Linked DNA regions of Homo sapiens: region 1 is linked to region 2. Evidence: read pairs that join two places in POLR2A ChIA-PET (ENCODE). Cell type or tissue: CD4-positive, alpha-beta T cell. All regions are shown on one strand. Each heading gives the region's core, and the rest is flanking DNA. Links, peaks and the distances in the headings are about the cores only.

Region 1 (2,806 bases), core at 127-2,626, 130 kb after region 2:
ATTTACATGGGATTTTTTAATCGTGAAATTTGATGTGTTTTGGAACTTATTTCTGACAGCTGTACCATATAGCTTTCACTGATAATGTCTTGGGTTAAATTGTGGCTCCTCTGGTAACCCTCAGAGTAGATTTTGTGCTGTCGACTGTGTATAAATATCTAGAAATCACAGCATATTCTTGGATTTCCTTGTCTGATGCCTAGCAGTGAGCCACCCAGGTCCTTTTATGTAAAGTATCATGAATCCAATTAGCAGAAAGCATGCTATTACATTTTATTTTAGTGAGTATCATTCTCATACCAGAAAAAAACAGTTCTTTGTCGATTCTTTCTTGCAGAAAGCATAACCCCTACTGTAGAACTAAATGCACTGTGCATGAAACTTGGAAAAAAACCAATGTATAAGCCTGTTGACCCTTACTCTCGGATGCAGTCCACCTATAACTACAACATGAGAGGAGGTGCTTATCCCCCGAGGTATGTGTTTTTTTTTTTTTTTTTTTGTAAAATACAGGAGAAAACGTGTCTGATCTTTTACATAAACCAGTACCTCTAGATTGTGGAGGGAGTAATGATTTGGTTTGGGCCTGCCAAGTGTTGAAGTTGGTCTTAATTACTCTTGTGCCTTTGTGCCCCTCCCCCGCCTTTTCTTTTTTTTCTTTCTTTCTTTTTTTTTTTTTTTTTTTTTTTTTTTTTTTTGAGACAGAGTCTTGCTCTGTCACCCAGGCTGGAGTGCAGTGGTGCAGTCTCGGCTCACTGTATCCTCTGCCTCCTGGGTTCAAGTGAGGAGGCTGTCTCAGCCTCCCGAATAGCTGGGATTACAGGCACCTGCCACCACGCCTGGCTGATTTTTTTTTGTATTTTTTAGTAGAGACGGGGTTTTGCCATGTTGGCTGGGGTGGTCTTGAACTCCGGACCTCAGATGATCTGCCCACCTTGGCCTCCCAAAGTGCTGGGATTACAGGCGTGAGCCACCACACCTGGCTGCGCCTCTTTTTTTTTTTTTTAATTCATTGAGACAGGGTCTCCGTATGTTGCCCAGACTGGTCTTGAACTTCTGGGCTCAAGGAGTCCTCCTGTCTTGGCCTCCCGCAGTGCTAGGATTAAAGTGTGAGCCACCACACCCGGCCCTTTGTGCTTCTTTTTTTTTTTTTTTTTCTGAGACGGAGTCTCGCTCTGTTGCCCAGGCTGGAGTGCAGTGGCATGATCTCGGCTCACTGCAAGCTCTGCCTCCCGGGTTCATGCTATTCTCCTGCCTCAGCCTCCCAAGTAGCTGGGACTACAGGCGCCTGCCACCACACCCGGCTAATTTTTTGTATTTTTAGTAGAGACGGGGTTTCACCTTGTTAGCCAGGATAGTCTCAATCTCCTGACCTCATGATCCGCCCACCTCGGCCTCCCAAAGTGCTGGGATTACAGGCATGAGCCACCACGCCCGGCTCCTTTGTGCTTCTTTAACTACTGCTCTTGGGTAGGGCCTGAGCATATTTCTTGCTGGCAGTGTGGCTTGTGCCCTCAAGCAGCCTGGCTAAAGATAACCCTTGTAACTGCTTTGTGTAACTGAATCATATTTAAACATGATTCCCATAGCATCATGATTCCTGCAAGACAATGATTCCCAGCATTTGTAGATTACCTGATTATTGGGTACTTTTTGACTTTTGAACTTGTGCGTTTTGTAAATAGCTTTGGTGCAATAAAATATTAATTGAAACCTGAAAATGCCATGGATTAAAAATCTTCTGCTGGCAGTAATAAGACATTAGTGGAGGCCAGGTGTGGTGGCTCACGCCTGTAATCCCAGCTCTTTGGGAGGCCAAGGCAGGCGGATCATGAGGTCAGGAGTTTGAGACCAGCCTGGCCAACATGGTGAAACCCTGTCTCTACTAAAAATACTAAAAATACAGGCATGGTGGCAGGTGCCTGTAATCCCAGCTACTCGGGAGGCTGAGGCAGGAGAATCGCTTGAACCCAGGAAGCGGAGGTTGCAGTGAGCCGAGATCGCACCACTGCACTCCAGCCTGGGCAACAAGAGAAACTCCATCTCACAAAAAAAAAAAAAAAAAAAAGACATTAGTGGATAGATGATGAGCAAAATGGAATTCTTCATTTCCCTGCTCTCTGTTGGGGGATAGTCATTTTAAAAATATAAGCTATGAAATGGATAAGAAACTGGGTTCTGCTAGGGAAATGGATAAGAAACTGGGTTCTGCTAGGTAGGCTACAGCTTATTGGGATTTCTTGAAATGAGGGTCCTTTTGAAAGACTTGTGCATTAAAATTCCCAGCCTCCTATTGGAGACATGCAAATTTAAAGCTAAGGTTTGAGAAGGCAGAGCAAGCCAAGTTTTTGTCTCAGCCAAAGCCTAATTCATTTTAGATTTTGTCAGTGCAGGTTAGTGTGATAAACTCATAATTTATAAGCCATTGTATTTTGTGAGATGTAAGTTTGGATTGCTAAACACTCTTTGCTTATACTGTGTAGCAATTCTAATCCAGTTTAAGCTTTTATGAAATCTCTGGATATATTGATGAAGAGTGATTAGCATCAAACACTAATGTGAGTAGGATCGTGATGAAGGAAATACTTGCATTTGCCAGAGAGTGTATAGGTGACTTATCAACTTGAGACTGTAATTTGCCTAACCTCCTTTTATTTCTAGGTACTTTTACCCATTTCCAGTTCCACCTTTACTTTATCAAGTGGAACTTTCTGTGGGAGGACAGCAATTTAATGGCAAAGGAAAGACAAGACAGGCTGCGAAACACGATGCTGCTGCCAAAGCGTTGAGGATCCTGCAGAATGAG
Region 2 (2,806 bases), core at 298-2,797:
CCCCTGAAGTCCGACACCCTGCGGGTCAGCCCCCGAGGGCCATCAAGCATCCGTCTTCCAATGCCAATTTTACCTCGTGTCTCTCACAGGGGGAGAACTTGAATTTGCTTGGAGACCTAACGAGATGCAGTGAGCTTAAGCCCTTCCAGGAGCTTACCAATCAGTCGTCCCTTATTCATCCCCAAGCAAACGTATGGTGGTGTTGTGGTGGACCATTACTGAATACTCTGCCAAGTTACTTGGCGTGGCACTTGAGCTCTAATCCAATTGGCTATCTCCCTTTCACCCTGGTATTTCATCCAGAAAACATACATAAAAACAGAACATCATAAAACAATGGATGTCCCTCGTGACTCTCATGTTTATATAGATGCCATTGGAATCCCACGAGGAGTGCCAGATAGATTTAAGGCCCAAAATCAAATAGCTGCAAGTTTGAATCCATGTTGTTCTGGTGGTCAACTCTAAATAAAAATGTAGATTGGGCCGGGAGTGGTGGCACACGCCTGTAATCCCAGCATGTTAGGAGGCTGAGGCGGGTGGATCACAAGATCAGGAGTTTGAGACCAGCCTGACCAACATGGTGACAGCCCCCAGCTACTCAGGAGGCTGAAGGAGAGTAGGTTGAACCCAGGAGGTGGAAGTTGCAGTGAACCATTGCACCATTGCACTCCAGCCTGGGCGACAGAGTGAGACTCCATCTCAAAAAAAACACAAAAAATGTAACCCAGCAACGATTCATTAATTATACTAGGGATGCTATTAAGGGAACAGTTTAACAATTAGGGCCCACCAGTCAAACGGCCTGAGAAAATACAATAGCATTAGACATGATACTAGCGGAGAAAGGTGTAGTTTGTGTCATGATTGGAACCCAGTGTTGTACTTTCATCCCTAATAATACTGCTCCCGATGGAACCATAACAAAGGCCCAAGGACTTACTGCTTTATCCAATGAGCTAGCTAGAAATTCTGGAATAAATGACCCCTTCACGATTTTAATGGAAAAATAGTTCCGCAAATGGAAAGGACTTACGTCCTCAATCTCCTGCCATCAGAATAGGTTTGCTCATTCTTGTAGGATGCTGTATCATACCCTGTATCTGAGGATTAATACAAAAGCTTATTTTAACAGCTCTCACCCACCAAAATCTTCCTCAATCCTCCCTCGCATCATTCAGTTAAGCTTCTAATTTCAGAGGACCAAGAGGAACAAAATCAAGACACGCTAAAACAAGTCTGAAGAGAAATAATTATAAAAATCAAAAGGGGGAAATCGTTAGATACAATGGATTTCTCTTCAAAGTTTTAACTTCCTTGTTCTTTGTTCTTAAGGTCAACTTCCTCATACCTTCCTGCTCCGAGTTACCCGTTCTATAAACAACTTCTCCGGCCAATCTCAACCTGTAACCTGTTCCCTATTTGGAAAAGTCCCCCTCACTCCTAGCAACCAGCTCTGTAAACAAGTTTCCTGCCCTTCCCACAGCTGTAACCCACATGCCTCCTGTTTAAAATAGCCAATCAGGACTAGTTTAGATTGCGCTGTCGACTCCAGCCAATGGGGATAGGACACAGAAGCAGGGACTACTTGTTAGGAATAAAAACCCTTTCTCTCTTTTGTTAGGTGTGCTCTTGCCAGGAATGCCAGCAGCAGCACCCTACGGCAGAAGTAAATTTGCCTTGCTGAGAAATCTTTTGTTCAAGTGCTCGTTTTCTTTGGAACTCCAAGCTCTTATTTCCAACAAAGACCTAGTAATACCAACAGGCCAATGTCAGTCCTAATGACTTATTCTCCCAGTTTTATACCCAACTTGGAAATGGGTCCTGAGGTTAGGCCCAGTTGGACAAATTTTGCGGTGGGGTTTGGCAGATAGAAAGCAGAAACCTCACCTGTTACAAGGCAGACTGAATCAAGCCAAGATCAACACACACTGGTACACGTGGCTCCCAACCTATAGAAAGTTAACAGGTCAAAAGAAGCCATCTGAATGCTGGAAAAAATAGAGAAAGCCCAGTTCCCATGAACAAGCAATAGTCTCTGATAAAGATAAGCAGAAAACAAAGATAGGAGTTATTACTGGGGCCAATGCATCAGACAAAACTGGCCAATAGTGTAGAGATCAACAGGGTCGATCTGATGGGGAAAGAAGCTGTATCATCAGCTGCAAAGGCCACATTTGAGTCGTACAAGAAGTAGGGTGACAAACCCACACTGAAAAGCAGCTACTACCCCCTCCAGAGCCTGTGTCTACTCAGCCAGGGAAGACGTGTTGGCACCACTTACCAATTTTATATGTATATATATATTCTACTTCCAACACCCGCATTCATCCTGGTTCAATCAAAGCCTGGTTTTGGCCAACAATAAACCTGAAATGAAAAAACAGAAAAATGAGCTCCCATCAGCTAGATGCCCAGGGGAGCTGGGACAAAGGAGCTGCTCAAGCTGGCATATCAGACAGAAACTGGCTTAGAAAAGTTAGATCAACATAGTCGATCTGTCGGGGAAAAAAGCTAAGTCATCATATATGCCAGCAGGAAGTTCTTGAGTGAGGAGTAAGATTTGAAAGCCATGAGGAGTAAGATTTGGTTGGTATGCTTCATATTTGCAAATTTGCATTCGGTGTTTGAGCACTTCTGTGTTGTATCCTGTAGCTGGCAATAACTTGGTAGCCAAACCAAACACCCCTGTCTTCAGTGCTTACACTCTGAGTACAGGCCCATGATAGAAGCCAGTGTGGCTGGAAGAGTTGAGGAAGTAGTTGGCATTTACTGAGTTGGGAAGTGAACAAGTACCAAGAGATTG

Evidence for each region. Peaks named below come from ENCODE experiments on the same cell type or tissue, not always from the same donor. Only the 100,000 strongest peaks of a DNase experiment are listed, where the experiment ranks them.
Region 1: POLR2A ChIA-PET joins it to region 2 with 6 read pairs; 6 of 35 experiments call an interaction of 5 or more read pairs at or near these places.

Annotation. Positions count from the first base shown.
Region 1 is chr20:49,151,603-49,154,408 of GRCh38, reverse strand. STAU1 (staufen double-stranded RNA binding protein 1) reads left to right here. Exons shown (of 14, transcript NM_017453.4): 4 at 338-476; 5 at 2,662-2,806. Among named protein-coding and RNA genes, the nearest start is that of STAU1, 35 kb to the left of the region's middle. In CD4-positive, alpha-beta T cell, for the core only: no CTCF peak of the experiment used is centred there; no DNase peak of the experiment used is centred there.
Region 2 is chr20:49,280,049-49,282,854 of GRCh38, reverse strand. It overlaps ZFAS1 (ZNFX1 antisense RNA 1), which reads right to left. Exons shown (of 4, transcript NR_036658.2): 3 at 2,285-2,370. It overlaps SNORD12B (small nucleolar RNA, C/D box 12B), which reads right to left and starts at 2,542; the gene lies at 2,440-2,542. SNORD12 (small nucleolar RNA, C/D box 12) reads right to left here and starts at 2,172; the gene lies at 2,083-2,172. In CD4-positive, alpha-beta T cell, for the core only: no CTCF peak of the experiment used is centred there; a DNase peak (open chromatin) is centred at 1,434; H3K4me3 peaks cover 439 bases; H3K27ac peaks cover 554 bases.